Regions from separate parts of the Homo sapiens genome. Here region 2 is linked to region 1. A link is a loop called in an ENCODE intact Hi-C map of the cell type or tissue named here. Cell type or tissue: endothelial cell of umbilical vein. All regions are shown on one strand. Links, peaks and the distances in the headings refer to the core of each region. The heading gives the core; the rest is flanking DNA.

Region 1 (11,603 bases), core at 4,436-9,435:
AGTTGCTACCCCTGTGATACCTTAGAGCAGAGACTGTCAAACATTTTCTGTAAAGGGCCAGATAGTAAATATTTCAAACTTGGTGGGCCACATAAAAACTTTGTTGCATTTTCTTTCTAACAAGCTTTATAAAGGTAAAAACCATTCTTAGCTCACCAGTCATACAAATAGGCCATGAACTGAATTTGGCACATGGGCCACAGTTTGCCAATCCCAGCTTAGAGTTTTCTTTTTTCTTCTGTCACCTAGCCAACAACTTTGCACTTATTTAATCATTCATTATATTATATCCCCTCTGTTTCAAATAAATGGTGTGGTTTTTGTCTCCTGCCTAGACCCTAACTGGTATATTTTCCTTGGGATCCGAAGGAAGAGTTGGAACTAAGTAGGTAAAGGATGACAGGAGAATTTAGAGGTGGAGAGAGGGAGAAGGGTTTTCCAAAAGAGGAAAGTAGGTGTATAAATGCCCTGCAGTAGAAGGAAACAAGGCTCACTTAAGAACTGCTGTGGTCAGAGCAGACAGAACACAGGCAGTATGGGGCCAGCCCATGCAAGATGTTGGAGACAATGTTAGAGATTTGGTTTTCTATTCTGAAAGCTCTGGAAAGTTGGGTTATAGGCCCCTATTTGTATTTTGAAAATACCTTTATGGGTAAAATAGAGTGTGGCAAGGATTAAATGATCTAACATTTAGAAAACAACTTGTATAAATCTAATAGATGCTTAACAAATCTCAATTTCTCATTTTTATCTCCTTTCTGTACCATGGGTATAAGGACTGTTGCTGGATTTCCGACAAAATTGCAACCAAATTTGCTTGCCCTTTATGGTTTTCAACTTTGGCTTTTCAAAGTTGGCTTTTTCAAATAGTGAAAGTCTTTCTACCCATATGCATACAAATATTAAGTGTATTATTTCTTTATTCTTGTTTTGCCCAAGACTGTGAATATAATTTTTCAATCAGACACACAATAAAATTACCAAGATTCTGAGAATCATGTACACAACCAATTGGCAAGCACAGTCTTGGCAGCTTTTCTGCTGATTTGTGAAGTCTGCCCACTCTCCTTACTCTGAAGGATTCAGTATCAACCTCAAAATCATAACCCTCAGGACCCAGTGAATATCCTTAAGGCTCCTCTGCCAAGGCCATCTCACTAGCAGATTTAATGTCCAGCAGAAGCCTTCATACTTGTACCAAAGAAAAAGCACAGGAAGCTGAATGTGGGGCAAGAGGCCTATGGGCTTGCAAGGAAAGGGTGGCTTCAGTTAACACCACGCATAAGCAATTCCCAGTTTCAGATGAGAAAGCAGAATGGCTTCTGGAATCAATTAAGATGAAAATATCACCCTTTCCAGGATGTCTATGCTTCCAGCTAAAGTCCCCCCACCCTCCATGTCCAGTCACCATGTGTGCGGTACTGTGCTACGCAGCCTGAGAGACAGCAAAGAACAGCAACAGGTCCTGCCCTCTGGTGCAGATGATTCAATGGGGAAGATGGTAGACATCTTTTGGGTGCTGGCATCTCAAACTGAGAGAACTTATAATCTATCTGGAGAGTTAAGATTTAAGTTCATAAAATAATTACATGCCAGTATGTAGGAGTCAATCCTTTGGCTCGCTCTGTGAATAACAGTCAGTGTGGTGTGTGGCTGCCAGCCTTGGCTGAGCTCCCTTGCCTGCCGCCATCTCCAGCCTCCTCCCAATACTTCGGGAGCCACTGGAGCCTGTTCTGGGCCCTGGTCCTGGGGCAGCAGATATTTAAACAGCTCCAGCTTCCCCTTCTAAGATGCTATTTCTGTCTTTCCTAAGCAGTTGTTCTTAGTTTTGGCTGCATATTCGTGTTACTTGGGGAGCTTTTAAAAATTCTGACGCCTAGGCCATAATCTAGACCGATTTGTTCAGAATCTCTGGAGGTGAGACAGTCATTAGTATTTTTTTAAATTTCTCAAATGACTGTAAAGTGCAGTCAAAGCTGAGAATCAGTGTCCTACAGTGGCTCTGTCCTCATAGACTATTTGATACTAAGGTCTATTTTCTGATCTAGACATCAGTCTTACCTGGAAGCCCTTAATGTTTCTGTTCACCTGCCTAGGAACTCAGCTCCTTTCTAGGTAATGGGTTAGGTAACCACGTCAGAAAATGGAAATACAGACTTTAGATTCATGCAGACCGCAGTTGCAACTCCTGCACTGGGTAGGCCTTGACTCAATTATGGGGCCTGTGAGCCTCAGTTTTATAGTCCTCATTACAGAAAAGTCTATGAGGAAGGAGAAACGTTACATGGAGAGAAACGTCTAAATCTAGTATTGACAAGCAAGGGATGGAAAAATCAAAGATAAAGAAAGTGCTGTGCTTGTCATCTGATTCTCCCAAAGCATAGAACCAGTCCGCTCTTCTTCCTCACAGTCTTGCATTAACAATTCCAATTAAACAGGGTCTGCAAAGAGAGGCCTGGGAGCTACATGCGTGCCCCTTGTTCCTGCAAAACCTAACTGGTGATACAGTGAATTCAATGGGTCTGACTGATGGTTTGTCTTTTGGGGAAAGAAAACCCAGGCCTGGAAACTGGAGCCCTGCTATCTTTCTCACCAGGTCATGAGAATGTCTAGCATCTCGAGTTCATGTCCCTGAACTTGTATTCCTTCGTCATAACATTCAGAGCAGCTGGACTATTCCCAGAGGCATGGCTTTGTCTGTGAGGTTTCAAAACACATTTCGAGAGAAAGATGCAGGGCTCGTACTCATTTATTTGTTTTCTTAAAGAAGCCCTTAACTTAAAAAACCCGTTCTTAAAAACAGAGAAACAATCTCTTTTGCTGAAGAAAGGAGGTTAACTAAATGTGTTTTGGTTTAGACCCTCCCCCTCCCCCGTGGGTAAAGGACACATTTCCTCCCACCAGGAACTAGTATACTTATACTGGTTACAACTCCCTTCATCACTTGGAGCCTGAGACACTGTATGAAGATAAAACTACTTGAAGTTTTACTCTCAGAGAAAACATATCAGCCAGTCTACACTGTCCTCCAATATTAAAGTCAGCTCTTACTGTCTTGGGTATCTTCTGTGTCTTGGTGTCCCATTGTTTGTTTCCAGAGTTCAAGAGTAGTCCTGAGGACACAAGCCAGGAGTATTTGAGGCTTTGAGCAAAGCAGCCATTCTTATCTAATGAGGCAGCTTACAGAACTTACCCTGCTAGCTGGGCTTACTACTACCCACCCGCTGCTGCCAGGCACCTCACTAGCAGCTTAGATGGCTGAGAACTTGTGATTGAAATTGGATGTAAATAACAGTCTAAATGTGCACTGTTGAGGTTTAATTCTGCTATACCTGCACCATGACAATGAGGTGGTATGAAGCATGCAGAAGAGGAAACTGAGTCTGAATAATGCCTACACAAGCACTTGTTTCAGAACTCTAGACCTGGAGGAACTTCAGAGGTTCTGCAGTGATTTACTTGCCACCAATAATAGAGATCTACATCCCCTATTGAATAGAGATCATCATCCCCTGATGAACCTTTTGTTGTTTTGATCTATTTTACATACAGTGTATCCCCCCAAAAATGTTCTTTTGAAGAAGAGAGTTCAAGGTCATGCTAATAACATATGAGCTAAAGGTTTGAGTTACCTCTGTTATCAATAAAGGGAAAAAGCAAGCAGCAGAAGCATGGATTTCTGGTCATGAGGCCCTGACTGACAGCGCTTGGTTGAAGTATTTTCCAAATGCAGCTGGACTTGGCAGGCTCCAACTCCAGTGACATATCTGGGGGCCTGAGCTGGACACCTGAGTGGGTTTGGTCTCCAGAGCCTCTCCTGTATCCTTCATGATGTTATGGATTGTGCTGTCTCTGGGTTTCCATGAAACAGAGCACCGGGAATGTGTTCCTGGCCTTTTCTTTGCTGCAGAGTTTAAACAGCCACAAGTGCTTTACACGCAAGCTTCCAAGCCCAAAAGCAACATTATAATTTTAGGTAAAAACCAAACCTCCTGCAGTGTTTGCCTCAAACAAGTCCAAATGCCAAGAGAAATCAAAAGGATGAAGCAGATTTGATCAAATCAGGCCTGTGGCCTGGAGACAACACACTCTTTGGCATCTTCTCGGAATACCAACACCCAGCGTCTCCTCAGAAGCTGTTGTTATTATTGAATGACCATGTTACTAAGTGTGAGTAGAACATTAGAAACCCGAGTCAGGACTTTCAAGGGCTGAGGCCAGTGCCTGTGCAGTGCCACACAGAGTATGCAGGCAGTGGGGAGGCAGTGAAAGTTTGAAAGGGAGCCACAGCTAATCAGGAGCCCCTGAGGAAACCTGGAAAGGAGCAGGGTGAGGGAGGGCAGGTGGTTAGATGGTGTTTGTGGAAGTCTCATTTCCGATGGAGGCGGCAGGGATGGCAGGAAGGACATAAATGGGGGAGGACTAGGATGGGAGGACCAACCGAGTCACAGATGAGCCCAGGTCTGGGGCCTGAGGCCCTGGGAAACAGGAGGTTGGAGGAACTGCTGGATTAGGGGAAGGATGCTATGTACCGAATTGCAGATGTTAGGTTGAACAAAATCCCTCTTAACAAGCAGTTACAAAATAGTGGTCATGGAGCTTGGCCTGAAGAGCTACAGCCAGTGAGTTCCAAAACTTGGACTGAACACAGGGATTTCCAATTCTGAAGCCCAGTGGTCACAGTCCCTGTGCTCTCCTGCCTCCCCCTTCTCTGCACATTAATGTCTTGGTGAGATGTAGCTCATTAGGAGGGATAGAAAAGTTACAGATCTAAGTTGGGATCTTCCAAATCTAAGGTCAGTCCACCTGCAAAACTGCCTGTAACTTATAGGCAGTGACAAGAATGTGAGAGAACTAGTGCCAAACTCATAAGAAAACCGTGGGCAATGAAGGGGTTTAGTGGTTCCCAAATCCAAACGCATATCAGAATCTCCTTGGTGAACTTAAAAAAAAAATTCCTTAGCTCCTTCTCAGACCTAATAGATCAGACTGTCTTGTTTATAAAAATCCTCAGGTAATTCTGATGCATCTGGAACCATGGGCATAATAAAGACAATTTGAGTGAAGCTTTAAAAATAACAGGCAATAATAATAACAGGCATGGCACATTGGAAGCCTACGGGCTGCCAGGCACTGTTCTGATAGTTATAAATTATTTTGAGATAGAGTTTTATTCTTGTCATCCAGGCTGGAGTGTAGTGGCACAATTTCAACTCACTGCAACCTCCGCCTCTCGGGTTCAAGCAATTCTCCTGCCTCAGCCTCCTGAATAGGAGGGATTACAGGCACCCACCATCATGACCGGCTAATTTTTGTATTTTTAGGAGAGAGAGGGTTTCATCATGTTGGCCAGGCTGGTCTCGAACTCCTGACCTCAGGTGATCCTCCTGCCTCAGCCTCCCAAAGGGCTGGGATTACAGGTGTGAGCCACCATGCCCAGCCAAATTATTTTATTTTACCTATATGAAGAAGACCACAGATGAAGAAACTGAGGCTTAAAGAGGCTAAGTACCTTGTCCATGGCCACATAGTTTCTGTGATTCCAACTCTGACCTGCCTGACTCCAACAGCATAGTGGTGTGGACTGGATACTTCCAAAAGTGATGTGTTCAAGGGCTGCTGGGTGCAAGAGAGTGCAGCCTGAGCAGAGGGCCTCTGGGAGAGCAGCTTCACAGGGGCCTCACAGTTTGTGGGGAAGTAGTGGGGAACTGCCTGATCCGAGAGCCTAAATAGGGGAGTGAAGAAGGGAGACAAAATGGCCAAGGGGGGTGGGGTAGAGCAGGCTCTGTAAGCCAGGTATCTTGGACTCGCTTCCCTGTGCCTGCTTCTGCCTGTTCCTCACACTACAGCCAAGAAGTTGTATTCTTTTACTTTAGCAGGGTTTCCTGAAAAGAACATGGACTTGGGAATTAGTCCTCAGGATTCTAGTCCTGACTGTATTGCTGAAGACCCTGCCTCCCTCAGACATTAGTCTCTATGTCTGCAAAATGAGGAATGGCCCTGGACATCATCCTCAGGCCCCTCCAGTACTGCATACACTGATTCTCTGGCCATATGTTGGAGAACCTGCCACATGTGTGACAGCCTGCGCTGTGAAGGAGGGGACAGAGGAGGCCACAGGGGCAGAACTGCACTCCAGAGACCTTGGGTGGGCCCAGGTGCAGTGAGTGATACTGAAGGCCAGTGGTTTCCTTCAGGGCAACCCAGGTGCTCTGCAGTCACACGAATCTCTCCTGGGCACTGGTCCTCCATGGGAGCCCCAGGCCCTGGGGCAGGGCTATATGGACAGGAAACACAACGGTGAGGAAGGGCTTTCAGAATCCACATCCTTCAGTCCTCATGCATGAGTCAGCCACCACAGCTGGATGGCAGCACTTAGTCACTCTCCGCCTGAGCACTGCACGGCCCCTGTGCCCAGGGACACAGAGTCAGGATGTTGAGGGTTCCCACAGAAAACTGCTGTGAGTCCGATATGCATGTCAGTAATGACCACTGAGTCACCATCCAGCATTGTGTGGCCAGGCTGAGGATTTGGTTGCTTATTCTCTGGTCACAGAAACTCATCTCTGTAAAGTCCAAGGCCACATTACAGTCTCCAAGCAGCTCATTGACCCACAAGAGAGATGTGACCAAGGACATAAGCACAGTGACAGACTGACATTTAGTCACTTACTATTTGCTAGGTACTTTCCTGGGCTTTGTGTGTTTTGATTTATTAACTCTCATACAGCCACATGAGGGGTGCTATTATTAACCCTATTTTGTAGATCAGGAAACTGAGCACAACATGCTTACATAATTGGTCCAAGGTGCCACAGTCTGGGGAGGCAAAGTCAGAATCTGAACCCAGGTAATGCTGGTTCTAGAGCCCGTGCTGTTAAATGCCACATTCCACTGAGCACATTAAAATAGCTGGAAAGTAAGGGCATGGAGGAGAAATGTAATAAGAGAAATGAAAAGGTGCTAGACAGGACGCTTAGGGACATTGAGACTTGATTGGTATGAGAAGGGTGGTTGTGAGGGAGAGGAAGGTACTCTCATGGGTGTCTTGGCTGCAAATCCAGGTTGCTCTCAAACCCAAATGCATGCTGTTCTATAGGCCAGAGGGCAACAGAGGACCGTGCTAGAGGGGCCCGGAAGAGGAGAGGAGTCTGTCCATCAGATGCAATCATGAAGGACTTCACAGACAGAAGCATCTACCATGGGCCTCATGGGGTCATTTGGGGAGGTTACATGTCCACCATCTAGAGGGGAAACCTGGGCTCAACGCAGTTAAATGACAGGCCCACCATCAGTGGCAGAGCTGAGATGAGAGTAGGGCCACTGGCTCACAGCCCCATGCTGATTCTGCCATGACGGTGCCTTTGGAGTCCAGATAGGAGGAAAGAAAAGGAACCAGAATTTCCTTCCTGCACTTATTCTCCCTTAACCTTGATATGTTCCATTAATTGAGTCCCCAAATCCCTCCCAAAATACACCCCTCTCCTTCCATTCCTACAAACAGCCATTTTGGGCATGAGGAAGGGAAGGAGGAAGAAAAAAAGGAGAAGGAAGAGTAGAGGGAGGAGAGATTGGGAAACCTGAGAGGGGTGTTCAGGGATGCCTCCATCTGGTCAGTCAGAAGTGGGGGCCCTGATTTAAATCCCCCTCCCAAATGAACTGGGTTGTATGGAGCCAGAGCTTGGGTTCATGTCTCTACATGGGTACCACAGTCATCCCCACCAGGACTGTCTTCTCCTTAGACTGCTATGATGTTCCCAACCTCCCTCCTGACATCCTGGTTGTGAGTAGCATGTCAGCTAATGGTCAGCATGCCCGTGGGACAGCTTTTTAAACTCTAGACTTCCCAGTTTTCTTAGCTCATAATCAGATCATGAGACTGTCTTTCTTACTGTCGCTCAGCTTACCTGTGTCTCAGCAAAGTCGTGGACTTTGGTTTGAAATAAATTATCATGCTGCCAAAAGAAAATTATCCAAAAAACAAAGAATGACTGGTAGCATTTTAGTCCCATACCTGGGGTATTGTCTACTATGCATGAAGGCTCAAGTTAGAGACAGGATCACATTCACATGCTAGTAAATGGTTCTGGGTCTTTTGTGTTTTTTTTTGTTTGTTTTGTGTTTCATTCTGAAAATAAAACATCATAGATAGCAGCTGGTTTGTCCATTGTCTTCTTTCTTGGAAATCTTATGGAAGGTTCCTTTGAACACTATCCTTGGCTTCTCTGTTAGGACAAACTGAAACTGTGATTGATAACAAACCATAGAAGTTAATTTAAACAGGATTATCCATTTTAATTGACTTGTAATCGTGAGAATAACAACAACAACAACAAAAAACCCAGAACCTCTAAATGGTAATTCTTGAGGGGTGAAATTGTATCTTTGCTCCGTTCTGGATGTTACCAGGCACCGTTAAAAAATTAGGAACAGGCTAGACACGCTGGTTCACACCTGTAATCCCAGAACTTTGGGAGGCCAAGGCAGATGGACCGTTTGAGCCCAGGAGTTCCAGACCAGCCTGGGCAACATGATGAAATCCCTACAAAAATTAGCCAGGCGTGGTAGTGCACACCTGTAGTCACAGCTACTCAGGAGGCTGAAGTGGGAGGATCACTTGAGCCTTGGCCCTGTAAGAAGAGGATTGGGTGATTGGCTCTATAAGAACAGGGAGGGACATCAAAGCTTTCTCTCTCCACCTGCATACACTGAGGAAGGGCCACGTGAGGACGCCGTGAGAATGTGGCTGTCTGCAAGCCAGGGAGAGGGCCCTCACCAGAAACCATGATGGTACCCCAATCCTAGACTTCCAGCCTCCAGAACTGTGAGAATAAGCCACACAGTCTATGGTATTTTGTTATGATAGCCTGCTGTGGTTTGAATGTGTCCTCCAAATTTCATGTATTGGAAACTAACTTACTCTCCATTGTAATGGTATTAAGAGGTGGGACCATTAAGAGATGATGAGAGCCCTCAAGAATAGATTAAAGCCATTATCTTGGGTGTGGGTTAGTTATCTCAGGAGTAGGTTTCTAAAAAAAGGATGAGTTCTACTTTATTTCCTGTCTCTGTCTTGCAGGCTTGCTGTTGCCAGATTCCAGAACCATGTTCTTGGACTTCCCAGCTCCAGAGCTGTGAGGAAATAACTTTTTTTCCTTTCTAAATTACCTGGTCTGTGATATTCTGTTACAGCAGCAACAAATGGACTAACACAGCCTATGTCATTTCCCAGAACAACTCAGTGATGTTGATACTCATCTTGCAGACAAGGAAACAGACTTAGGGAAGTTGAGAGATAAGCACAGTCTGGTCAAATGGCAGAGCCAGAACTGGACTCCTGGTCTTTTGGCTTGATAATTTCTTTCCCTAGTTCTTCTGGGGCTGCTTTGTTTAACCTAGTCCCCGTATCCTGGGAAGCTTTGGGCTAAAGCTCACACATTTTCAGGTAGAGATGGTAGAGATCATTTACCAGCCTACAAGGGTCCTAGAAAGAAACCTGGGTGCTATGGAAGCCTGAAGCTTCTGAGGGGTTGTAGGAATTGGAGGCAATTCAGTGTAGTGGTAAATGTGTTGGGGGCAGGGCGGGGTATGTCTGGTTTGAGACTTTCTGGGTTAAATCCTCTGTGAGAGCTTAGGGATGCCTATTACATTCTCTGAACCCAGTTTTTCTTTCTTTTTTTTTTTGTTTGTTTGTTTTAATCTATATGAGACTAACTAAGGTATTTGCCCCTTGGAGCTTTTATAGTCTTTAAAATGAGATAATGTCTGTGAAATGCTTTTAGGACACTGCCTGGCATAAACACTCATGAAGAGAGGGAGTGAGGTCATGGCCAGGACTGAAGAGTAGTGGCTGAGCACTGCCCAACCACTGCAACCAACACTGGTTCAGGAGAAGCATCCCTTGGTGCACCTCCAGAGTGACAACATTCCCTATGCCCAGACACACATGACAGCCTGCAGGGCATGCATAGCCCTCATTCCTGACTTACTCCTCTAACAACCTGGTGATGTTTCAGATGGAGAAAGTGAGATCTGGAGAGGACAAAGCAGTCCAGTAGAACATGCACAAGTTTTGGAATCGGAGCTGCATTTGTACTCTGGCTTTTCTATTTGCTGTGTGTGATCTTGAACAAGTTACTTAACTTCTCAAATCCTCAGTTTCTTCATCCTGAAAATACAGAGTTGATAAATGATTATCTAAAAGGGTGTTATGGGAATTAAATGAGCAAGATACATGAAGGTGTTCCTAAGAAGGTTAGTTTCTGTTTCTCCTTAAGTGCTTTGCTTATAGTTACACAGCAGCTGGTAAGTAGCAGAGTAGGGTCTAAAAGCTAAGCTTTAGGATGCTGTGAGGCCAGAGGAGTAGAATTACAGAGAAAGTGAGAAGCCAAAGATCTGGACAAGTGCGTTAAGAATCTGTTTGCCTGCCATCATTCTTGAATCAATGTAAAAAGTAAAAGAAGCAAAAAATGGCGAAAAAAATGAGCAAATCAGTAATGGTGCCTGTATCCAGAATCCCCAATTGGTTTCAAGACTAACAGTGTGTGGGTCTTATACGTAACTAATATCTATACACGTACATTCAGGGAGTCTCCATTAACTCATTCAGTTAACAAATACTATGAAGCATCTGCCATGTGTGTGAAGCACCAAGCCAGGCTCTTAGGGTTACAAAAACTGACAGAACAATCACGGTCCTTGGGAGATCCTATTATAGTACTGAAGGTAATACGTAAACAACAACAACAACAAGAAGCACAAAAAAAAAAAAAAAAGCAAAACTCATTACAGCAGTGTGATAAGTGCCATGGCAGTGGAATAAACACCCAGACACAATGAGAAAGCCCATATTTGGTCTAGAGCTGTCAGGGAAGATTTCCATGGGAAGTGATGTTAGAGCCAGCAGGGCTAAGAGAAGCAAGGGAGTAGGCAGCACAAAGATGTGGAACAAGAGAGCCTGGTGTGCACTTAGGAGCAGTGAGTCTTGTGTAGCACGCACAGCACAGACTAGGGAGTAGGGATGATGAGGCTCGATTGAGACACCCCTCGAGAAGGGCCTTGTGCGTTGTGCTAAGGAGTTTAACTTTGTGCTGTAGGTGGGAGGAAGCACAGGAAACTTTTTAAGAAGGGGAGTTCATGTATTACCAATTTCATCTGGTAGAGGTTGATGAAGAAGTTGAACTGGGAGTAGGAGAAATTGGAGATAAGGAAAATGGAGATACGGAGACCATAGAAATGTCCAGATGACATCCTGAACTCTGCACACACAGAAAAATAGTCACTGATGATTACAGGGCACAGGCTTGATATGTAGAAATAATGTATCTATGAATTTGTGCAAATATATGAATATATATGTGCAGACATGCTCATGCATACACACACACACACACACACACACACACACACACACACATAAGGAAGCAGGTTCTGTCTTTACTATGGCACCTGGGTATGAAACTCACATGGCTCCCAGCTTCCCACAGGAGCCCCCCAGGCCTGGCTGTGCCTCCCCACATGCTGTCTTAGAAATGGTGTACCTCTGACTTTTCTGTTGTGGTAAACCCAAGTGGCTTTTCATTTCCAGGCTAACCTCAAAGCTA
Region 2 (11,603 bases), core at 2,197-7,196, 150 kb before region 1:
CAAGCTTCTATGATGAGTTTTCTCATCTGTTATGAAAATAAAGCTCACTTCCCAGAGTTTTGGTTGCAGTACCTACTGTTTCTATCTCTTTGCTGGCAAAATGTATTCCCTCACGGGATAAGTATACCCTTTCCAGTTTGAAGAGTCAAATTCCCAAATAGGCATATTTTTTGGGAAGGTGATATGATTTTGTGTACTTTCACAGGAAGCCATTTAGAAGAAATTCCCCAAACAAGGCAGTCACCACTGTCTTTACCTAACTAATGAGTTTGCCATCTCCCTCTTCCAAGCTCACTGTCCAGAAACTTCCCAAGCAGGCCGTTTCACTGTCATGAAGTCAAGGCACTTTGTGGGGAATCAGGCCCAACATGTGCCTGCTTGTGGAGAAGGGCAGGCCTGATTCTTGCCCACGATGTGTCTTTGGGGCCGAGGTACCCAGATGTGTGAGTGCTTTCCCCACATGTAGAAATGCAATTATTCCCCGCATGAAAGCAGCTGAAGTTCCTCAGGGCAAAGGGGATTCCAGCAGAAACAATGGGCACAGCTCTGCTTGGGAAGTTTCCAGACTAAAAGGAAGCTGCCAGAGCTGTAGGTGTATTGCAAGGTAGACCTCCATGGCAGGGTGAGCTCAGAGAACACACTGGGTCTTTCCTAATGTAGGTCCCTGCTGATAAAACTGTGGAAAGTCTCTGTGTATTGGTCCTTACACCCTCACCTTGGGCTTCAGTCTGACTCTGAAAGTGGGAGGAGCTGGGGCCGCACAAGTTGCCTCTTCTGGGGATGTGGTCCATTAGTTTCTCTTTTTATTTTATTTTATTTTTAAGAGGGTCTCATTCTGTTGCCTAGGCTGGAGTGCAGCGATACCATCATAGCTCACTGCAGCTTCAAACCCCTGGGCTTAAGTGATCCTCTTGCTTCAGCTTTCTAAGTAGCTGGCAATAAAAGCGAGTGCCACCACACCCAGCTGATTTTTTTTTTTTTTTTTTTTTTTTTGGGAGACGGGGGTGTCACTATGTTGCCTGGGCTGGTCTTGAACTCCTGGCCTCAAATAATCCTCCTACCTTGGCCTCCGAAAATGCTGAGATGACAGGTGTGAGCCACTGTGCTCAGCCGAAGAGTTTCTCAAATTTCAGTCTTTGCACAGCTCTATGAGAATCATTAGGACAGCTTCAAAAATACAGATGTCCAGGTCTCAACCCAGGCCTTCTGTGGCATAGGAGCCTGAAGTCTGTATTCTTGACAAGTTTCCTTGATGACTCAGAAGCAAAGCCAGATTTAGGAACCATAGGTCAGTATTAGCATATTAGACCCACTGCTTTGCTCCAGAGTGTATTGGGAGTGGGTGTGGGGGTGGAGTGTACCCAAGAGAGCATATTCCTGCATGTTTTTGTAACTCAGAAGAAGCAGCTGCAGCTTCATGTGGACTAAAATAGAGGCCTACTTTAGCTCTTGAAATATCCTGAACACCTGGAGAAAAATAACCCAGAGCCTCCTTTAGCCTCGGAGTTGCTATTTAGTTGTGGGAGTTGCAGGATCAGCTGGCATGAGTGCTCACAGAGTCACAGATGCTTAGGTCACAAGGCTCCTCACAGCTCCAAAGGGGGCAAAGGATAGCACACTGCTGCCACCCCTTATTCCATGCTCAGGGCAGACATTGCTAATCAACCATGATGCTCATCCCTGTTGAACCCAGAGAGGTTCAGAGTCCTAAGCAATCAGAGCTGGCACAAGGAATGAAACCTTTTACCCTCCTTGCCATTCTTACCAACAATATCCTAGTCTAGTCCTAAAATTTGTTGAGCACTTTGACTTGCAGTTATCCATAGGACACAGTTCAGAAAACCATGGTGAGTCATATTCTCTTCTCTTTGGGAAATCTCAATCATTCCCTTGATATTAATACTATCTATGGGTTGGCAACTCCCAACTTTATGTTTCTGCACCAGAACTCTTCTTGAGCTCCAGACTTACACAGACACTTAGAGGCTAAGAAAGTGTAGAGTCTCAGGTTATCTAAACTTCAATAGATACATACGAAATGTTTTTGACTATGTAGCTCTCTGAGAGGAGGACTGTTTATTTCTCTGTGTATTGCTCACTATGCCTGGCTCAGTGTCTGGTGTACAGCAGGTACTAGGTAGACATGCTCATTGATTTTATATACCATTCCCCTGCTTATCTGTGTAACTGAGTTATTCTTTTCTCACGCCTTCCTATAGTGAGGGCTGCCCCATTCCTCATCCTACCCAGGCTAGATAGGGTGTGGCAGTCTCTGACATTGGTGGCCCCCAATGCACCATACCTCCTAGTATTTATTTCCTTGTATAACCTCCTCCCTTGGAATCTAGTATGGACCTATGATTTGCTTCAACCAGTATAATGTGGTGGAAGTTAGACTGTTCCAGTTCCAGGTCTCATCCTTAAGAAGGCCTGGCAGCTTCCACTCTTGTGTTCTTAGGAGCCCTAGACTATCATGTAAAACGTTCAGCTATCCTGTGAAGAGAAGAGGCCATGTGAAGAAGGAGAGACCCTAAGACTCAATGGAAAAACAGAGGAGCCCAACCTTTCCAGTGTCCCAGCTGAGCCCGCTCCCAGCTAGTTAGCCAGCTGAAAGCAGCCATATGTGTGACCATTGGCAAGACCAGGAGAAGAATCACTCCAGCTGAGTCAGTTCAGCTTCCAAGAATCAAGAGCAAATAAAATGTTAAGCCAGTAAGATTTAGGATGGTTTTTTAACACAGCAAAAGAAACAGATGTGTTCCTTGACACCACAGATCAAGAGGCAAGTGAACAGTCTTGGAATCTTATCTCCTTGTTTTTAGCTTTAACTTTGGTGCTCTGCTCTGCACAAAGGCCCGACAAGTAACAATTCCTTTGATCCCTGTAAATCTGATCAGGGCACAGTAGAGACATCTAGTCATTTTGACAGTACGTATATTTGAACAGAAACCTTTAGGGTAGCCGTCCAAATGTAAAGGTAGAAACAAGTGGGATGAGTAGCAGAGGAGAGATGGAATGGGAGGAGTCCCATTTAGGTTGAAGTGACACAGAGAATGAATGCTGGAGCAAGCGGGGTTGGCTCTGGAAGGACAGGGGCTCACATCAAGTGTGGAAGGTAACATTAAGGAGTGGGCCTGTGGTAACTGGCTCCAGATATCAGAGAGGCCAAGGGCTGTCTGAATTTCTCTGAAAACTAGAAGTTTCTACAAAGAGCACTAATAGAGAAATTGTGATTTCCAATATGGTGTGTATCTCAGGGATTACGTGTGTGTGTGTGATTATGGTGAGGGGAAAGAGAGAGAGAGAATGAATGAATGAATGCACAGAGACAACAAAATGGAGAGACTAAAAAAAAAATTTTCCTAGAGCTAAAAAGTAGATGACTTTTTAAAAAGGTTTATTTATTATTTCCCTTCTTTAACACTCTCATCTAAGCAGCTTAAGAATCCCTGTATTTAGGGTTTGGGAACTAGGGAAGAAGCGGGTGATTTCCTTTCCTGGCCTGCCTAAAGGCCAAAGCTGCTGCTGACATCAAGTTTCTGTCCAGCCCAGGCCAATTATCAGACAGAGTTAGGGCTCCAGGTGCAAACTCAGAACACAGTCAACTCCCATCCTTGCTACTGTAAGTAACAGAAATGAAAAATGTGAATGGAAACCATCAGGGAAAACTCGTGACAGCAGGAGGTGGTGCCCGGGTACAATGCACCCATCCACTGCATGACAGGGAAAGAGCGGGAAGAGTGGGGCAATCAGTCCTTGCCATCAGTCTTTGTCTCAGCTTTGAGAAGGACACTCCCAGCTGTCTGTTGCTGTGGTTCACAGACTAAATGGAGATTCCTTCTGTCCTGGCAGGTTCTCCTCAGTGGCCAAGCTCCACGGCAGGAACTGAGCCATAGTAAGTTTATTTCAGGCCAAAAAATCTTAACATACATCCCCATTAGTGGGTAGGGGTAGGAAGGTGGAGCTTTTTATTAGCAGGATGTTTGGACAGAGATGAGGATGTTGAAAGCAGGAGTCAACATTTCCCAAGGTTCTTTCTTAAAATACATTGTGTTTGACTTTGGAACTCCTGACTCACCCCCAGGCTGGGCATTCTGTCTTGGAGCTACTGTATTCCCAAGAGTGCTTGGGGAGACCAGCTCATTCCCCACCTACAGTATCCACAGAAACATCTGCTATAGCTTATTAGAAAGTCAAAACAACCAACCATCAATCCATCATGTTTTCTGTTTAATGACACATTCCTGTTGGCTGACGCATGCCCCTCCCCAAGGATCCCGCCCCCCGCTCCCGGACTGCCTGTGTGTGTGTGTCTGTAAAACTGTGAACTGATTTTGAGGATAGTTTGAACAGCTTCTTACATCCTAGTTTATTTAACCTTCTCACACGAATAGCAATACTTTTCTGTGGGGAATCACAGAATGATTACTGACTCATTAGATAAGCAGTGAGCCCTGGAAACAGGAAGCAAAAAGTGGGCTTTCAAAGCCAATTTCATTCCCTTCTCTTTTCATCCACAGGTGACACAGCATTGTAGAAAGAGTCTGTACTTGGAGTCAGTAGTCCTGGGTTCAGCTTGTAGTCCTGACAGGTACTGTGTGACCTGAGATAGCTAACTTGGCCTCTCTGAGTCTCAGTTTTCTCTTGCATAAAATGGGAATAATAATACCTATCCGGTTGGCTACAGAGGATTTTTTTAAGAGGTTAGAATAGAATACTGGGGTGGGAAGGCAGCTTAAAGAACATCTGATGCTTGAATTCCTTCCTATAATATCACCACAAATAAGCCATGCAACCTATCCTTGAACTCTTTCTGTGACAGGGAACTCATTCCCACAGACAGTCCAGTGCAATGTGAGACAGCCCTGATTTATTTTGAGCTGAAAAGTGCTTCCTTTAGCATTCCACCAATTGGTTCTTTTCCATGTAGATACATACAAACAAGTCCAATTCTCTTCTGAAAGAAGAGCTTTTAGAATCTGGAGGTACTAGCACGTCCCTGACATAGACAGAGCAGTCTCTGAGTCTTCTCTCTACCAGGCTCAGCTTTTGGTTCTCTTCACTATCGTAGTTATTGCACTCCAAAGGCACTTTAGGTAATTTTTAACCCTCAATGTAGCTTCTCTAGCACTGGATGTGGTATTCAGGATTTCTGAAATGGAGATAATGAATTGTGACATTCACCTCCCTTGTCCTAGATGCTATGCCTCTATTAATGCAGCTGACCCTTGAATTTGCTTTATTTAGTGGCCATATCCCAATAGCAGCCCTTCCTCCATAATCTTAGCTGCAAACATCTAACTTTCTGATCACCACCTCCTTTCTTTCCAGCTTATTCCACGTACTATCCAACTCAACAGTTTCTAAACCTCACCAGGACTTACTATCCATTGATCACCCTTTCACTGTCCCTTGTCCCTCCCCTTTACCACGTCCTCCCATTCTCTCCCCTTTTACCCAGCCTAGAGCTCATGATACAATTATAATCATTCCCTTGAATAGACTCTCAACTCCTTGCTCTTTCCCGTTTTCTCTTGCCTGGCAAAATCCCCAACCCTGATTACACCCTGCTCTCTTCGTCTTCCTGCCCTTGGACCCAGACAGTTGAACCTGGCTTGAGGAAGCAAGAAACAGGTTAACTAGCTTAAGTTAAATTCATAAACAGTAACCCCAAGGGGGCCCAGAGAGCTGCCCAGTGATCATGATCCAGCTTCCCAGTCTGGACATTCTCCCACTCTCCTAGATAACTAGGTCCCACTTCCTCTATCCTTAAACCTCCCCATCCTCACTCTATGCTGATGTCCTTGTCTTCAAGCAGATGGGACTCCCCCTCGCTCCCACCACCACATCTACCCACCTGCCCCATCAGTGCCCAGTACTCTGCCTTCCCTTTCTCCCTGTGGATGATTTTCTGTGCTCCAAGACTAAGCTCTTCAGGTGTGCACTGGATCCTTTTTCCTGCTTGCTTACTCAAGGACTTTTTCCCCCCATCCTACAGTCCATCATTCATTTTGTCTTTTGACAGGATCATTTCCACCTTATATAACCACAATATTATTTTGCTCTCATCTTAAAAAACAAAACACAACACCAACAAAACTCTTTTCTTATCTCCAGATAAGGAAACCCAGAAAAGTTTAGTAACCTGCCCAAGGTCACATATCTGAAAAGTGGAGGGGTCAAAGGTCAAATTACAGTTTGCCCACCCCTGAAGCCCACCCAGATGAGACTTTGTGCAGAGTTTGTGGGCTCCAGCCCACTGTTCTGGTTGGAGAAGCTGAGCTTGGACAAGGGAGCACTTTGCCAAGGATGGGCAGGCCATCTCTGCCAAACCTGTGCAATCTTCAGGCAGCAAGAAGGCTGGAGATTTGCAAGTGAGAGGGGAACATGCTTTGTCTTCAGAGGCCCACTGAGCTGCTGAAACTCTGGCTTGACCAGCTCTTCTCTCAGAGTAAACATGGGTGTGTGAGGGCTGTCATCAGGCCTCCATCCCAGCGGCACGTCAGCCACAGCAGTGTGAGCGGGTGGCCACGATGGCAGACAGATGGGGCAGGCAAGTGGGGTGGAAGCTGCCAGTACTGTGAAGCTTCCCCAGTGAAGAGATGACACCTCATAAATCTTGCAGGCCCAGAGCCCGTGTGGTCTGCCACAGTGCCTCATTAACACTTCCTTGTTCTCACATAGAGGTGGAAAATAACCAAATGTGACAAGCTGCCTTCCAAAGCCATTTCATCAGAAGGGCACACATTTTTCCTCCATCACTTGCAACATCCCTAATTGTGCTGAGAACCCTAAACAGCTCAGGCCAAGGGGGTTTTTCTCCTGGGACAATGATACTTAACTACCTCCAGATCACAGCCTTCAGCCATCAACCCTCTCATTCCCTCCCCTCACTGCTCCCAGGGATTCTCTCAGAGAATGAGCCCATTTGGTGTCCAGTCTTATCACTCCTAGGGGTCAAGTTGGAATTTTCAGAATACCTGGAAAAGCATGCATCTACTGCCTTTACTTTGTATATCAGCCAAAACCAGTGTTGACTTTAGTCACGGCATCTCTTAAAAGTCCTCTTTCAAAAGGGACAGACTGGTCCACTTACTTGTCTGTCACAGCCTGCATGAACTCATCCAGCAAGTCATCGTATGCCTTCCCGTGCACGCGCTGGTGTTTCAGGCCGATGTACAGAGGGTCTCTGAGCAGCTCCTGGAACAGACAGCACCCATTGACTGAGCCTACTCCCGGTGTTCCTGTTTTTTTTTTTTCCAACAAGTATCCAGGATTATTAGGAAGAACCAGAAGGTGGGAGGAGAGGGGGGAGTAAGAAGGTAACTGGATCCCCCCCGCCCAGGTGTCATTTCTGAAAGGGTCTGGAGGCTAAGCCAGTGATTGAGGTTGGACTCTTAGATGGTCCTCATTTTGGAAACCAAGGATGCTTTGAACCAGGCAAGCCTCTGTCAGACACAGTCTTTCAACCTCTGTCTGCAGGCTTTAGGGTTATTTCAGGATTTCTCAACAGTGGCATTACTGACATTTTGGCTGGGATAATTCTTTAACGTGAGGCCTGACGTGCACACTGTAGGATATTTATCAGCATCTCTGGCCTCTAGCCACTAGATGCCAGTAACACTCGCAGTTGTGGCCATCAAAAATGACTTCAAGGCCTGATGCGGTGGCTCACGCCTGTAATCTCAGCACTTCGGAAGGCCAAGGTGGAAGGTTCTCTTGAGCCCGGGAGTCTGAGGCTGTCCTAGCCAACCCAGTGAGACCCCATCTCTACAAAAAATTTTTAAAAATTAGCTGGGCATGGTGGTGTATGTCTTTGGTCCCAGCTGCTCAGGAGGCTGCGGCAGGAGGCTCACTTGACCTTGGGAGGCCAAGGCTGCAGTGAGCCATGATTGTGCCACTGCACTCTAGTCTGGGCAACAGAATGAGACCCTGTCTCAAAAAAAAAGAAGAAAAAATGAATGTCTTGAGACATTGCCAAAGGTCTTCTTAGGGACAAAACTGTCACCGGTTGAGAACCACTGTAGCTGACTTCAGGCAGAATTTCATTGAAGTATTGGGTCGCATCCAGAGTCCCTGGTCTGGACTCATGTTAGAAAACCAACCCACCCTCCTTTCCTTTCCATTCCTCTCTTTTCCTCCCCCTTCCTCTCTTACTTCTCTCCCTCCCTCCTTGAAATCTTACTGAATACCTACCATGTGCCTCACATTGTGCTGGGCCCTGGGGATACAAGCATAGAATGAAACAACCAGGAATTTCAGTTCAAGAGAGATGCTCACCTTAACACCTAGCCTGTGTTCAGGGCCCCTCCACCCCACCTCCTGCAGCTCCTTCCATCACAGCAGTCATACGCTATTGGGTTATCTGTGTGTGCGTTGGTGTGAATGACCACTCCTGCTGGCCAACTTTCCACGTCTTCCATTCCTGCCACCCCTACACAGAGTCAGTGGACTCATTCATGCATGACACATTTATTTCTCATGTACTATTGCTGACACTGGGCCCAGTGGGGGATTTGTAGAGGAGCAAGGAATGATTGTTGCCTTCTAGGTGCTGACAGGTGGCTGCTGAGTAAACAGACACATTATACTGCAGGGCAGAGTGACGCTGGTTTGGAACAAAGTGTGGCACATGGAGGCACAGTGATGAGTGAAGAAATTCCCTTTGGGGGGCAGATTGGGATTGTGTCATGGAGAAAATGGTCAGGTAGGAAGAGATAGGCAGATTTCAGCAGGTGGGCCTCCAGGCTGAGAAGACAGCACAAGGAAAGGTTGAGGGCTGGAGGCAGGAGGAAGAAATACCTGGTGTATTTGGGAAATGGGAGGTAATTCCATGGGTTAGTTTCCTGGAATTATCTACTTTTTTGTCTAACTCACCAAAAATATAAGTTCCTAGAGAACAGGATTTTGTGTTGTCTTCATCTCCATCTGAACTGCTGCTGCAGGACACAAAGATAAGGACCAGTGGGCCTACACTCCGACCCTCGGGGGCTTACAATCAAGTCTCACCTCCACCACAGCGAGCTGTGTGACTTTGGGCAAGTCGTGGGGCCTCTTGAAGGCTTCTTCTCATCTATCAAATGGGGATAAAATAGGGGCTGCATGGGGATGATTGTGATGATCAAGTGGAAAAATATATATGAAAGAGCTTGGTGAATTATAACATATGCTATAAAACAGTGGTAGCAGTTTTAGCTTTCACAGTGCCTCCAATGTGTCATGTACTGCCCTAAGTGCTTTACTTAACCCAATGAGGTTGTGTCAGCCATGGAGGTGTGTGGCTCAGAACTATCTTAAGGGAACCTGCTGAGGGAGGGCAATTGGTGGACAGCCTTCAGCCGCCACACTCTCCCTGGATTGCTTAATGACTGAGCATGGAGGGGGTGTGGGGGAAACCATTCCTGCCCAACCGAGACTCTGCTGGGGCAGGAACTTCTCACTGGCCTGACTGAGCTGGGGAGACTCTCCCTGGGCTCTCTTACTCAGTCCTCGCTCCCTTCTGCTCTCCCTTCACAGGTGTCTGACCTGTACTAGAGTTTGAAGGCCCCACTCACCCCCAACTCCTCCCACTCCCTCCCCCTTTATTCTTCACAGGTGTCTCCCCAGTACCTTTCTCACTCATCTATTTCTCAAAGGACCCGAGAGGTAGGTCTCATCGTTTCCCCCATTTTTTAAATGAGGCAACAAGACACAGAGAGGTGAAGCAGCCTGCTTAAGACCTTGGACTCGTAAGTGCAGGAGTCAGGATTCAAAGCTGGGCTGTTGGGTCCAGAGTCTGTGGTCTTAAGCACTCAGTCATGCTGCATGGGTGGCTCTTCTGCATACCAACAAGAATCAATTTTTCTTTTTAAGGACACTGTTCTGGGTCCATACTGCTTTCATATCACTGTATTAGGTGTGGGGGAGGGTGTAGTTTAAGGGACAGAAAAGAACAGGAATTATCTGTTAACCCTTCACCCCAAGGCCTGGGTACACGTAAGATCTGAGCTGGGTTTAGCACTTTGTCAAAGATACCACAGGTTTACATTTAGAAAGATGGTGGGTCCTGGCCTCCTCTCTCACTCTCCTAATCCCCTGGATTGGACACCCTTGAAACTGTTTAGGATTCTTCACTGATAGGGGTGTGTGCGTGTGTGTGTCAGTAGGGGGGACCTAAAGGGTGAAAGTGGTGCATACATGGTGCCTACCCTTCCACATGCTACCTTCAAAGTGACCATCAAAGGTCACTTAGAAGCATCAAACAGCCAGAAAGAAGAAATGATAAATGATAGTAGAGTAACATGATGAATAGCTAGGCAGTAATTAAAATTGGTGGTTTTAAGACTTTGCAGTCACCTGGACAAATTTGTAAGAGACTATTTAAAGTGGAGAAAACAGGATACAAAATTACACAGATATCATAATTATAACTCTCTGAAGCACATACATACAGAGCTTGGAAGGACATACATAAAAATGACTGAAAATAGTGTTACTCTTGGCATTGGCAGAAAACATTCACTTTGGCAGTTCTTACAAAGATTAAAAGGGTCCATGGTGAGTTATAATTTGGAATGTTGCCAAGTCACAGATTTGAATCTTAGTGCATCAAGCAGCATAGAGTGAATTTCTCAATCCTGCATATGCAGTTTCTGGGGTAAGTTAAGTTCCCCAGTGGCACTAAGGGATTTTTAGATTTTCAAAAAATTTCTCAGTATACTGCAGTAAAGATCAAAGGTCAACCATAATGAGATACTGCTGAGATACAAGGGTGACTATAAAAAGCTTTTAAAAAGTCCTTATATTTTGCTTTCCTAATAAAATGTTCTATGTCTCAGATACTTTAACCACAAAAAATGAAAAAAAGTTCCCATATGGATATGACGTTAAAAAATAGATTCTTATGTTTGTATAGAGCTTTCAAGTAATTCACTCATTTGTTCCTTCTAATAGTCTGACCTCTTCTCATCCCATTTTAGAGGAAGTTGGAGTTCAAGGGTTTAAATAAACTGCCCAAGCTCACAGAGCCAGAAAGTAGCTACCCTGAGATTGAGCTTTGACTGGGTCTCATGACGAAGCATCCTCTTCGTCCCATCACTTGATATTGTGGGGGCCAGGGAACCAGGGAGCCAAGGGGCAGCTCCTCACCCTCTGCCGGGTCCTCCTGGAGGAGGTCAATTGTGGCTGGGAAGGTCCAGACTCTTGACTTGCAGACCGGGCTGGGGAACGGGGAGAGCTGGAATGAGTTCAGAGGAAAGGCTGTGTATACATCTCTAGTCAACTGGTTCTCCTTTAGCAGGAGTGGAAATGGCTTCTCTAAAACAGTAGTGGGCAGAGCTCCTATGGCTGACTTGGCACAACATGGAACAAGAAGCCCACATTCTGCCCTGTATCCGCCAACTGATTCAGATATAAGAATGCCTGACAGCAAGGGGTAGGAGTAGTAACCTGCCTGGACCCCCTCCTTGCAGTCCTCCTCTGTCTGGACTTCTTCATAGGTGTTTAGAGGAGAAGATTTCAGCAGACAGTATTGCCAGATAAAATACAGGATGCCCAGTTAAATTTGAATTTCAGATAGGCAATAATTAAAAAGAAATGTTTAGAATTAAGTGTGACCCATGTAT

What was found. A loop is a pair of places that touch in the nucleus more often than their neighbours do. Peaks named below come from ENCODE experiments on the same cell type or tissue, not always from the same donor. Only the 100,000 strongest peaks of a DNase experiment are listed, where the experiment ranks them.
Region 2: it touches region 1 in a loop (8-fold over the local background); 2 of 110 quality-filtered maps call a loop at or near these places.

The regions. Positions count from the first base shown.
Region 1 is chr11:86,626,591-86,638,193 of GRCh38, forward strand. All of the region lies in intron 2 of ME3 (malic enzyme 3), which reads right to left. Among named protein-coding and RNA genes, the nearest start is that of ME3, 40 kb to the right of the region's middle. In endothelial cell of umbilical vein, for the core only: no CTCF peak of the experiment used is centred there; a DNase peak (open chromatin) is centred at 6,401; H3K27ac peaks cover 1,971 bases.
Region 2 is chr11:86,480,241-86,491,843 of GRCh38, forward strand. It overlaps ME3 (malic enzyme 3), which reads right to left. Exons shown (of 15, transcript NM_001161586.3): 7 at 7,097-7,200. Among named protein-coding and RNA genes, the nearest start is that of CCDC81, 110 kb to the left of the region's middle. RefSeq lists an enhancer at 4,127-4,421. In endothelial cell of umbilical vein, for the core only: no CTCF peak of the experiment used is centred there; a DNase peak (open chromatin) is centred at 4,201; H3K27ac peaks cover 3,772 bases.